2 separate regions of the Homo sapiens genome follow, and region 1 is linked to region 2. A link is a contact called in ENCODE Hi-C or POLR2A ChIA-PET data. All regions are on one chromosome and are shown on one strand. Each heading gives the region's core, a stretch centred on a gene start or an enhancer-like site at or near the end of the contact. The rest is flanking DNA. Distances are from core to core; before and after follow the strand shown. Region 1 holds the start of RPS6KB1 (ribosomal protein S6 kinase B1). Region 2 holds the start of YPEL2 (yippee like 2).

Region 1 (5,510 bases), core at 129-2,628, 560 kb before region 2:
GGAGAAAAACTGAGGGTGAGGCAAGGGAAAGGAAGCCCCTGTGTAATTAGAGCAAACATCTGACGTCATTAACCCATGTATTCAACTAGACATTGGAATTTAGATGCTAAACTACCAAGAGGTTATCAACTGATGATCATTTGGTCCAGGATCAGTGATTTAGTATGACAACATTTTTGAACTTCAGGTGCAATTTGTCATTTTTTGATAAATTTATCTAGGGAAAAAAAAAGTTATTCCATAAAGATTAACAAACCACTAAGCCAGCAGGGTGAAACCAAGCTATGCATTAGGAAATACAATTCTAAATTTAGCACCCTAAATTACAGCAAGGAAAGCCCTCATACCACCATTCACAAGTCTCTGTTCAGGCAACTTATTTCTGGCAAGCTAAATCAAGGCTGTCAACTGGTTTTTGGTTTTTTTTTCCACCTCAAAATTACATTAATTATTCTGAAAAAAATACAGACATCTTCAACTTGGGGAAAGGTTACAAGTGCCGTGTGTCCTTATAAATGCTTATTTTAAAAAGTCACACGGAAGGGGGTAAAAAAAAAAAAGCAAACAAACAAACCCTGGAAGATTGGAAGATGCAGCAGAGCCCCCTTGCTCCCGAAATAAAACTCCTGGTGGCTGTAACAGCAGCGGCAGTGCTACTCCCGACAGAAGTTTTCAGCTGTCACTTCTAACAGCTGAGCGCTTCCTAGGAGAGAAGCGACAGGCCGAGAAGAGAGGTGGTTGTGGGAGGTCTGAAGATTCAATACTTGAAATTCTAGACTCGAAGGGAAACCCTCCACACTTCGCCTGCACTTACGGGACACCCAGCAAGAGCAGCCCCCGTCTCCCCAACACACGCTCACGCCACCCGCTCCCCGCCACACTCAAGTCCAACAGCTCGAGGAATCGACCACGCGCCCGTTCTCTTTCCCTCTTCAGATCGCTCGGGGCTGCGCTGACCTGGGGCTAAGGGTGCGACCTGCACCTGCGAGCCCCGCAGAGGCCTCACACCTAGGGCCATGACCGCCCCGCCCGCTCCCCTGTCTCAGGCCGCGCGACCCTCAGCTCCTCAGGAGCCCCCCTGGGTCTCCACGCTCTAGGACACACCGCGCTTCCTGAGCCCGCGCCGCCGCCCCGGCCCTGTCACCTCGGGCCCCCGGGGACCCCGGGCCTCACCCCCTCCTCCAGCTCATCCTCAGAGCCCGCGTCCTCTGGCTGGTCCAGGTCTATGTCAAACACTCCTGCCATGTCCTCAGCTTCCCTGTCTCGGAAGTCCGGGGCTGGGTAAAAGCCGTCCCGCCTCCTTCGTCGCCTCATGGGCCCGGACCCGCCGCAGCCACCACAGCCGCTGCCGCCATCACCGGCTGCTTAGGCTCAGTGCGTCTGCGCCTAGGCCTTAGACTGGCTCCTAAAGTTCAGCGTAGGAGCATGCGTACAGGGTTCCGTGAAGCCAAACAGTGGGCAGTGGACATGCGCAGAACTATCGGCAGGATCCAGGCGCTGGCAGAAACATGCGCAAAACACCAGCCGAAGTCGCGCTTGGAGGACTAGAGCATGCGCATTGTCAGCTGGAGCGTTCGGTGGACAGTGAGCATGCGTACCATATCTGAAGTTCGTAAATTGAAATTGAACATGCGTAATTAATCTTTCTGAATAGGAAAAAATATATACACAACAAAACTCTCCGTTTATGGAACATGCGCATTTGTTCTCAGTAAGTTTTTCGTTTTGAAAGTGAGCATGCGCATGGTGAGTAGGTTGGTCCGAAGTTTGAACCGGACAGAAGCGCTGGTCGGCGTCTGGCGGTGAGTCGGGTTACGTGTGGAGAACTCCTGGGGCCCGTGGGGAACGGGGGACCTTTTGGCTTTGCTCTTTACTAGTTCTGTGGCCTTGGAAAAGTCAATAACCTTTCAGAGCCTCAGTTTCCTTATCTGTAAAATGAGGATAATAATAAACCTACTTTGCCGGTTTGACATTTTAAGCACAGAGTCTGTCTCACAACCCACGGCTCATTTCCAGTGCTGCATAGACCTGATGTGAAGTCTTTATCAAAACTTGTCTTTTCCTAGGTAAAAATAATGAGGAACTGCTCTAATGTTTCTTTTGCTTTCTTTCTTTTTCAAATGGAGACAGGGTCTCGCTGTGTTGCCCAGGCTGGTCTGGAATCCCTGGGCTCAGGTGATCCTCCCGCCTCGGCCTCCCAAAGTACTGGGATTACAGGCATGAGCCATTGCGCCCGGTTAATATTTCATCTGGTTTTCTTTCTCCAAGCTGCATCTTTCTTGCTGTCCTACCTGAGCTAAACACAAAATCTTTCTTACAGGTCTTACTAAAGTTACCAGGCTAGACTAGTGGAGAAAGCGTAAGCTATTATTTAGAAGAGAGAAAATTAATGTTAATTGAATGTACAATGTTGAGCACACTTCTGTGTTCTACATGTTCATGTGGTGTGAAGGGTGGTACTACTAATTTCTTCAATCAGCATTTGTTTTGTCTTGTTTTTATTTTTTTAATTTTAATTTTTTTTTTTTCTGGAGACAGGAGGATGTCACTTTGTCACCCAGGCTGGAGTGCGGTGGCAAGATCTTGGCTCACTGCAGCCTGGACCTCCCAGGCTCAGGGGATCCTCCCACCTCAGCCTCCCGAGTAGCTGGGACTGCAGGCGCACACCACCACGCCAAGCTAATGGTTGTATTTTTTGTACAAACAGGGTTTTGCCATGTTGACCAGGTCTGGAACAGCCAGGCTCACGTGATTCTCCCAACTCAGCCTCCCAAAATGCTGGGATTACAGGTGTGAGCCACGCACCCAGCCTCTTTTTTTCTTTTATCACTCCTCAACTGAGGAGAATGTTTTGTTTTAAACATATGTTTAGGAAAAAAGTGATTACAAATCAGATTTTGGAAACTATTGAGCTGTGTATGAATGGATTCAGGTACAGTAAATCACAAATCCCAAAACCATGTAGAGAGTATGAGAACTTCCTTGAATGACTAGCTCCTTAGACAACACAGCTGTTCTATCTCCAATATTATATACGTATGTGGCATTTTAAAATGACTTTTTGGGCCGGGCGTGGTGGCTCAAGCCTGTAATCCCAGCACTTTGGGAGGCTGAGGTAGGTGGAGGTGGATCACGAGGTCAAGAGTTCAAGACCAACCTGGCCAACATGGTGAAACCCCATCTCTACTAAGAATACAAAAATTAGCCAGGCGTGGTGGCACGTGCCTGTAATCCCAGCTACTCGGGAGGCTGAGGCAGGAGAATCGCTTGAACCTGGGAGGCGGAGGTTGCATTAAGCCGAGAACATGCCACTGCACTCTAGCCTGGGTGACAGAACAAGACTCCGTCTCAGGGGGGAAAAAAGACTTTTTATTGATGTATAATTAACATACATGGCATTTTATTTGTTCTTATTAGTAATGTAGTGGTTCTCAAAGCGTATTTTTTTCGATTACAGGTTGTTTTTAGAGGTAATACACCTAGTTTGTGGCTCAGCATGTCAATTGTAACAGTGCAACTTGGTCAGTGTGGCAATCAGATTGGTTTTGAAGTTTTTGATGCTTTGCTTAGTGACTCACACAGTTCCCAGGGACTCTGCTCTATGAGAGAGAATGAGGCATATCAAGCATCTTGCAAAGAAAGATTCTTCAGTGAGGAGGAGAATGGAGGTAGGTGTGGCCCACAGTCCTCTCCTTTACTCTGATCTAACCAACCCCTTCAAAGCCAGGCCTTCCACATGGTTTTTAAACCCCATTCCTTCCCATCTCACTAGGGAATTACTTTGTTTTTGCTTTTCATTTCTATGTTAATAATCTTTGCTTTTCCAGTGGCATTTTCCCTTCTGCATGCTCAGATCTCACCAATTTAAAACCAACCAAACAAAACTCATCTATTGACTGGCTTTCTTCTTCTTATCTCTTTGCCTTTCATCTAAGATTCTCAAAAGAGGACCCTGCTGGCTGGGCGTGGTGGCTCACGCCTGTAATCCCAGCACTTTGAGAGGCCGAGGCGAGTGGATCACAAGGTCAGGAGTTCAAGACCAGCCTGACCAACATGGTGAAACCCCATCTCTACTAAAAATACAAAAATTAGCTGGGCGTGGTGGCATGTGCCTGTAATCCCAGCTACTCGGGAGGCTGAGGCAGGAGAATCACTTGAACCCAGGAGGCAGAGGTTGCAGTGAGCCGAGACCGCACCACTGCCCTCCAGCCTGGTGACAGAGCGAGACTCCATCTCCAAAAAAAATAAAAGGACCCTGCTTAACCACCTATGATCCTGCTTCTGCCCCACATAGCATCATTGAAGCTGCTCTAAGAAAAGTTTCCAGTGACCTCCGAATCACCAGATCCAACTACTGTTTTTCTTTTCTTTTTTTCTTTTTCTTGTAGAGACAGGTTCTTACTACACTATGTTGCCCAAGCTGGAGTGCGGTGGCTATTCACAGGTCTCCTGAGTAGCTGGGACTGCAGGTGCATGCCACCATGCCTGGCTCTTTCTTTTCTCTGTCTCTCTTTTTTTTTTTTTTTTTTTTGAGAGAGTCTCGCTCTGTCACCCGGGCTGAAGTGCAGTGATGTGATCTTGGCTCACTGTAACCTCCACCTCCCGTGTTCAAGCAATTCTCCTGCCTCAGCCTCCCAAGTAGCTGGAATTACAGGTGCCCACGACCATGTCTGGCTAATTTTTGTATTTTTAGTAGAGACAGGGTTTTGCCATGTTGGCCAGGCTGGTCTCGAATGCCTGATCTCAAGTGATCCGCCTGCCTTGGCCTCCCAAAGTGATGGGATTACAGGCTCTCTTTCTTTTTCTTTTTCTTTTTTTTTTTTTTTTTTTGAGACAGAGTCTAGCTCTGTCACCCAGACTGGAGTGCAGTGGTGCGATCTTGGCTCACTGCAACCTCCGACTACCAGGTTGAAGCAATTCTCCTGCCTCAGCCTCATGAGTAGCTGGGACTACAGGCATGCGCCACCACGCCCAACTAATTTTTTTGTATTTTTAGTAGAGATGGGGTTTTACCATGTTGGTCAGGCTGGTCTCGAACTCCTGACCTCAAATGATCTGCCCACCTCAGCTTCCCAAAGTGCTGGGATTACAGGCGTGAGCCACTGTGCCCAGCCTCTCTTTCTTTTCTTAATTCACTTTACTCCTCTACTGCGTTTGATAACAGTAACGTATAAAAACTCTTTCCAGCAGGGCGCAGTGGCTCACGCCTATAATCCCAGCACTTTGGGAGGCCAAGGCAGGCAGATCACTTGAGGTCAGGAGTTAGAGACCAGCCTGGCCAACAGGGTAAAACCCCGTCTCGACTAAAAATACAAAAATTAGCCGGACATGGTGGCACATACCTGTAATCCCAGTTATTCGGGAGGGTGAGGCAGGAGAATCACTTGAACCCGGGAGGGGGGTTGCAGTGAGCCGAGATCTCGCCACTGCACTCCAGCCTGGGAAATAGAGCGAGATGCCGTCTCAAAAAAAAAAAAAAAAAAAAAAAGCCAGGCATGGTGGCTCATCCC
Region 2 (5,927 bases), core at 2,843-5,342:
TGAAACCCCGTCTCCACTAAAAATGCAAAAATTAGCCGGGCGTGGTGGGGTGCGCCTGTAATCCCAGCTACTTGGGAGGCTGAGGCAGGAGAATCACTTGAATCAGGGAGGCAGAGGTTGCAGTGAGCAGATCACACCACTGCACTCCAGCCTGGGCAAGAGCAAGACCCTGTCTCAAACAGAAAAGAAAAATCTGGAGAAAGAATCCTGGAAAGAGTTACTACCAGTAGAAAAGCCCTATGACAAACCTAAGTATGGCATGTTTCAGAAACCTCAGAAAGGCGAGCTTTTCTCAAGCAGGAAGAAGCAGAGTGGACAGGTTGGGGATTGGTAAGAGATGAGGCAGAAGATGGGGGAGTAGGACAAGCCGTGTGGTGCCTACAAGGAAAGGAATTAGATTATATCTGAAGGGCAATGGGAAGCCATTGGCAAATTGGCGACAAGAGAATAGCAAATTCTGATTTACTTTTAAGCTCTCCAGTGCTATATCCACAGCTCCCAGGTAAACAAACTCAGGCAGTACAATACTTCACAGACTCAAGTGTATCACCTTTTGTTAAGGACAATGTCACTGAAAACTAACAACTCTAAAAAATATCTTTAGCCTGCAGGCCCTGGCTGGCTTTCCATCATTACAGGCTCAAGTTGAAAATGATGCTTCTTCCTTTTCCAAAACTTTATACCTTTTTATGCTCAGGGGAATGCAGTTGTCAGAGCACCTAGTGGTTTGCCTGACAAACCCTAAGGAAATGCCAAGGTAATTTACAATGGGAATTGATCACATCCTCCATCTGAATCTCACTTCAACATCTCTTCCTTCTGGCTTTTCCAATCCTGGGACATCTTATCCCTTGCCATCCTTTTGTTGCTTTCTTTTCTCCATATGCTCAAAACTAAACATTCTGAATGTGAGTTGCTTGGCCAAACTGAACATTATTAAAGTTAATTTTTAAAATCCCACGCTTGATGCTCCCATAAGGCACACCTTTAGCAAGAAGGGCTACAGTGGAAGTTGAATTTGGATAGAGTCCTTTTTGAAGCTAAATCGCAGCTTTCATTAATTCAAATAAATGTATCCTACCAATATGTCTGGACACAATAACTAAGAGGGAAAAATCTAACCTGTGGCTGCATCAGGCGTGTGTGTGTGTGTGTGTGTGTGTGTGTGTGTGTGTTTGTGCCTGAAGGCAGATAACAGCATCAGAAACTGGATGCCTAACAAGATTCGCCTGCACACAGGGACTGGGCCATCACAATGGGAAGTAACCAGGACTGGGGTAGCCCAGGAGGTATGGGAACTTGTGCCTCTTATTAAGACCTGATGGTAGACAAACTCCTGACTCCTCACCCCCCCCCAAATAAAAAGAGTCACCTGCCTGCCTTCCCCCGAGGCTATGCAGTCTGGAATACACGGATACTAAACAAAATCAACCTCTTCTTCAGCTGGCCAATTGTGAATCTCCCAGGCACAATGACTGTGTGGCTGCCTCAAAACCGTGAAAATCATTACGACAATGAAGAATTCACATAATCTATGAACAGCACAGCAACTCACGCAACTCATCGGCACTACTCACATCTCCAACCCCCACACACCTAGAAACATCTCCTGGTACACAACACTGTGCAGCAGCCCTCAAACAGGCTGGAGTGGAGAGGGAGGGATACCAGTCTCTTAAAGCCAACTGCTTCATGGCAGTTGAGAACAAACAATACTGTGCCCTTAGACTTTTCAAAGCCTAAGCTAGTGTGATTGGCAGCTGAGTGATTTTGGGATTGCAGAGTATGGGGTCACATACCTGACTGCACTTCAGAGCCAAGTTAATACCTTTCATTGTTCACTGCCTCCAGTTCCCACTAGATCAGGGGCTCTTATCAAGCACCTGCATCACAATCTCATAGGTCCCCTGGTAAAAATGCAGATTCCTGTGGCCCACTGAAAATAAACATCTGCGGAGTAGCCTGACAAACTATTTTTAAACACTACCCAGGTCATCTTTATACACATTTAAGTTTGAGGACCTCTGCCTTAAAGCGATGCTTCTCAAACTATGGGTCAGGACCTGCTTGGTCAGGAAATCAAATTAATGGGTCATAACCAGCAGTTGATTTTTTTAAATGAAGTAGAAAAAAAAACCTTTAAAACAGAGCACACTGCAGGGAGTAAGGGTAATTATTGTTCTCTGAAACTTATTTCAGTTACAGACCTGTATGCAGTGCAGGTCCCACTCAAAGTCTGAAAACCATGCTCCTAGAGGGAAGAAGGAAAACAGTTTTCTCGCGCATGGTGTTTATTTTCCATTTTCCACCCCTAACTCTAAGCTTCTTGATTTTGGTTCAAGCACAGAAATATCAAGACAGATCCAAGAAATGCTGTCATTGAATGCTAACCTGCGGCGGCAAAGCCCAACTGAGGAAGCGGATGAGGCTCCCACTGCACTCCTGCCTGAGATCCTATCATGGAGCTGGGGACAGGGGATGGTGCCAAGGGGGAAGTCTGCACAGCTCTCCCCAGGCTGGGCCTGTTTCTGGGGAAAAGAACTTGCAGCCACTCAAAACACAGTTTAGAAGAATGAAAATGTTCCTCACCGGAGGCAAGACTCAGCCATTCATAGGCCCTGTGGCCCCCAGAGGCAGGAAAGCACGGGGGAGCAATAACCATGTGAAATCAAGTCCCACCCCAGAGCCAGTGAGGCGGTTTACTGAACTTCTTGCATCTTTAATGCTCTGTGAGGCACAGGGAAGCTGACCGCTACCCTTCTTGCCCAATGCTTTGGAACAAGGAAGAACAAGGAAGGAAGGGCAGGGAGGAAAAGACAGCTGTCTCGTTAGCCTTCAGATTCACCAAAGGCAAGGACTCACTCAAGAGCCTCCCAAGTTGCAAGGACAGCAAATCAGCAAGGAGGCCAGAAAGCAAAAACCCCAGCAAAGCTTCGGAGCAGTTCTCTGGGGCCTTTCACAGCGGCGGGACTGGGGGGCGGGCGAGGGTGCAGCTCCGCTCCAAGCGGAGGAAAACAAGACACTCGCTCACCTGGCTTTTTAAACTCTCGCAGCTAAGACTGAAGGCAGAGGTAGCAATCTTCCGGACAAGAAGTCCAGAAGAACAGGTGTCCCCCACCCCCGCACGCCCCCAAGACCGGAGAAAAGCCCACCACTCCGGGAAAGACACCAGAGGAGGTCGGCGGCCAAGCAGGGTGAACTGGAAGTGGCGAAAGGTCGGGGCCGCCCCTAAGCGCCAGCTCCGGGGAGGCGCTCGCGGCAGAGGCTCCCGCGTTCCGTCGGGCAGGACCTCGCGCCCACCCCCTTGGCAAGGACACCGGGGAGGCGCCGAGACGCGGCCAGGGAGGAACTCGGCTGCGGTTACCTCGACCCGGGTCGGGGCAGACGACGCGCTCCGAGAAATTTCGAGGGCGCCCAGTCCCACAGTGGAAGGCCCCCAGGGCGGCGCCCCTGGACCTAAGTGTCCCCAGGACTCTCCGAGGGAAACGCGGCGTCACGAGAGGACGGAGGGCGTCCCCAGCCCCACCCGGACCCCATGGAGTCCGAACCCATGGGGACGACGCGGAGGAGGAAGCGGCGATTCCAGCTCCGCACCCCCGCCCCAAACCTGGCCCCGCAGACTCGCCCAGCCCCTGGCGCGCGTCTCCCGCCCCGGCCGGGGGTCCCGCGCCCTTGGGCTCCCTCCGCGAGCGGCCGCGGGCCCGGCAGTGTTTGTAAACAAACCGGTCACGTGGCCCGGCGGCCGCTCCCCGTCCCCGGCGCCCACGGGGACCCCACGCGGAACCGAGGGCGCCGCACCCCCAACCCCGCGCAGGCCCGGCCGGGGGAGTCCGGAGGCCGGGGCCGGGGACCCAGAGCCCGAGCTGACAGCGCGCCCCACGCCCACGCGCGCCCGGCCCGCGCCGCACTCCGGTGCACTTACCCGGCGACAGGCGGCCCTGTCCGGCCAGCGTGGGGCTTGGCTCCGCTGGGGTGCGCAGCGGCGAAGCGCGGCCCGGCTGGGGCTCGGGCTCCCGGCACGCTCTTAAAGCCACAGTCTCCGCCACCGCCGCGGCCGCCACTCCGCATCCCTCCGGGTCCGGGCCGGGGGCTACCCCGTGATGGACGCGCCCCCGCACCTATCCCCTCGGCTCAGCACATAGCAACACGCCGCGGGTTGGCCGGGCGCAGCCGCAGCCCATCCGCGCAGAGCCAATCATCAGAGGACGGAACTCCGCCCCCCGCTTCCCCGACCGCCCACTCCCCCACCCCTCGGCCCGGCCCAGCCTGGGCTAGGGGAGAGCGGCTGGTTAGGGTCCCGCCCGTCCCGGCAACTTGCCGGAGGGCAGGGACCCAGAGTGCCAAAGCTGGGTGGGCTCTCAGCGCCTAGGAGGAGGCCGTTTATTTGAGTTTGGGGTTTGTCCCCAGGGCAGGGCTGGGATTCCCAGAACCTGGGTTGTATTTTGGGGCGGGGGGATTTGCAGTGCATCTCCCTGGAGGCTCAAGATAGTCATTCCTTTCTTACGTTTTAAACCTCGCCCTAAGCCATAGCCTAAGTTACCAGAAGTGGCCCTCAGGCCCCGGGTAATTGAATTTAAAATGATAGGGGGGAGGGGGGAGGGATAGCATTAGGAGATACACCTAATGCTAAATGACGAGTTAATGGGTGCAGCACACCAACATGGCACATGTATACATATGTAACAAACCTGCACATTGTGCACATGTACCCTAAAACTTAAAGTATAATAATAATAAAATTAAAAGAAAATGATAGTGCTAGTTGCACCCAGCCCACCCATGCCTTGCTCAGAAGCCAGGCATTTCCCCTCTTCTCTCTGCCCTGCTAGTAATTTCGGCGAATTAAAAGTACGAAAGGGGCTTAGTGGAATTGAAGACCGCCCCATTGCTGCTAATTTTCCATGACTTTCAGAGGCAGATGACGGTAATTAGAGTGGGATGGTCCGAGTGACCAGAGGGGAGGAGTCCACGTTCTGGGTCACCGGGGTGGTGCTTTTCAAGGAAGAGCAGGTTAAAAAATAACCTCGTGGCAGTCAGGAAACCAGGGAGGCACCAGGTGGGTGGAGTGGGGCAGTTTCCCAGCAGGAAAACAGGACAGTTTGATAAAGAATGTTGGCACGGACAAGGTGAACAAAGCAGGTCCTGCCTTTCGCTCAAGACACTGGGGTTCCGCAGTTCCTCTGGGAACTCTTCCTCCAAGGAAACTAGTGTTTTACTGTGCAGCCATCAGGATGTGAGGTGCTGCAGGAGGTGCAGCTGACTCTCCGCCTTCCACACACTGGTTTGCACGTACACCCAGAATGCTGGCTCACCTGCATCTCCACCCAGCTGTTTTTAAAATATGCTTGGTCAACCAAATTGTATTCAGTTAATATCTATTGCATGTGAATCCAGTCACCAAGGTTAGTAAAAACAACAAAACACCCCAAATACCTCAGTATTGTGGGGCTGACATATCAGCCTCAGATTTGCAGTTTCAGTGTAAACAAAGGCTATGTCCTGGTTCACAACTGACTAGTTTGGAGAGTCTAAAACGGGGGGGGGGGGGGAATGCTTTCAGATGAGAGGAATCACAAACAAGAACTGTTTAGCATTTAATCCTTAATCTAAGATGTGATGGATTCTTTAGATTAGTAAGAGCTTGCCGTCTCGCCCTGATCTGCTTCTTGAGCAAGTTTCTTTGTCTCTCCAGGCCTAGGTTTCCACAGTTTAAAACAAGGAGGGTTGAAATAGGATGATCTCAAGTCCCTTCCAGCTCTGAAATTCTAAGTAGGGCCAGAAAGTCATGTTTGTTACAACGTTTCCGCAATATTGTGTGAGCGAATATTTGTGTTGCCACATCACCACTTCCTAACAGTAGATGCTGAATTAGTTTAACACCCTAGGATATTGGTATGTTATGTAACAAGACTGGTGGCTACTGTTTC

The links. Hi-C counts contacts between places; a loop is a spot of excess contacts on that map. ChIA-PET counts read pairs that join two places held with the same protein, here RNA polymerase II (POLR2A). Pooled maps may share reads with other maps.
Region 1: a loop to region 2 is called in a map with no recorded cell type, with 5 times the contacts of the local background. The contact joins the promoter of RPS6KB1 here to the promoter of YPEL2 in region 2. A Hi-C loop is called at or near these places in 1 of 37 single-sample maps with no recorded cell type and 6 of 50 pooled maps. POLR2A ChIA-PET finds 5 or more read pairs at or near these places in 1 of 52 experiments (HEK293).

The regions. Positions count from the first base shown.
Region 1 is chr17:59,888,989-59,894,498 of GRCh38, reverse strand. RPS6KB1 (ribosomal protein S6 kinase B1) reads right to left here and starts at 1,378. Exons shown (of 15, transcript NM_003161.4): 1 at 1,174-1,378. The coding sequence starts at 1,314. TUBD1 (tubulin delta 1) reads left to right here and starts at 1,556. Exons shown (of 9, transcript NM_016261.4): 1 at 1,556-1,802; 2 at 3,458-3,668. The coding sequence starts at 3,497. RefSeq lists a silencer at 961-1,160 and an enhancer at 1,351-1,630.
Region 2 is chr17:59,329,820-59,335,746 of GRCh38, reverse strand. YPEL2 (yippee like 2) reads right to left here and starts at 4,092. Exons shown (of 5, transcript NM_001005404.4): 1 at 3,923-4,092. RefSeq lists an enhancer at 3,035-3,596 and a silencer at 3,807-4,326.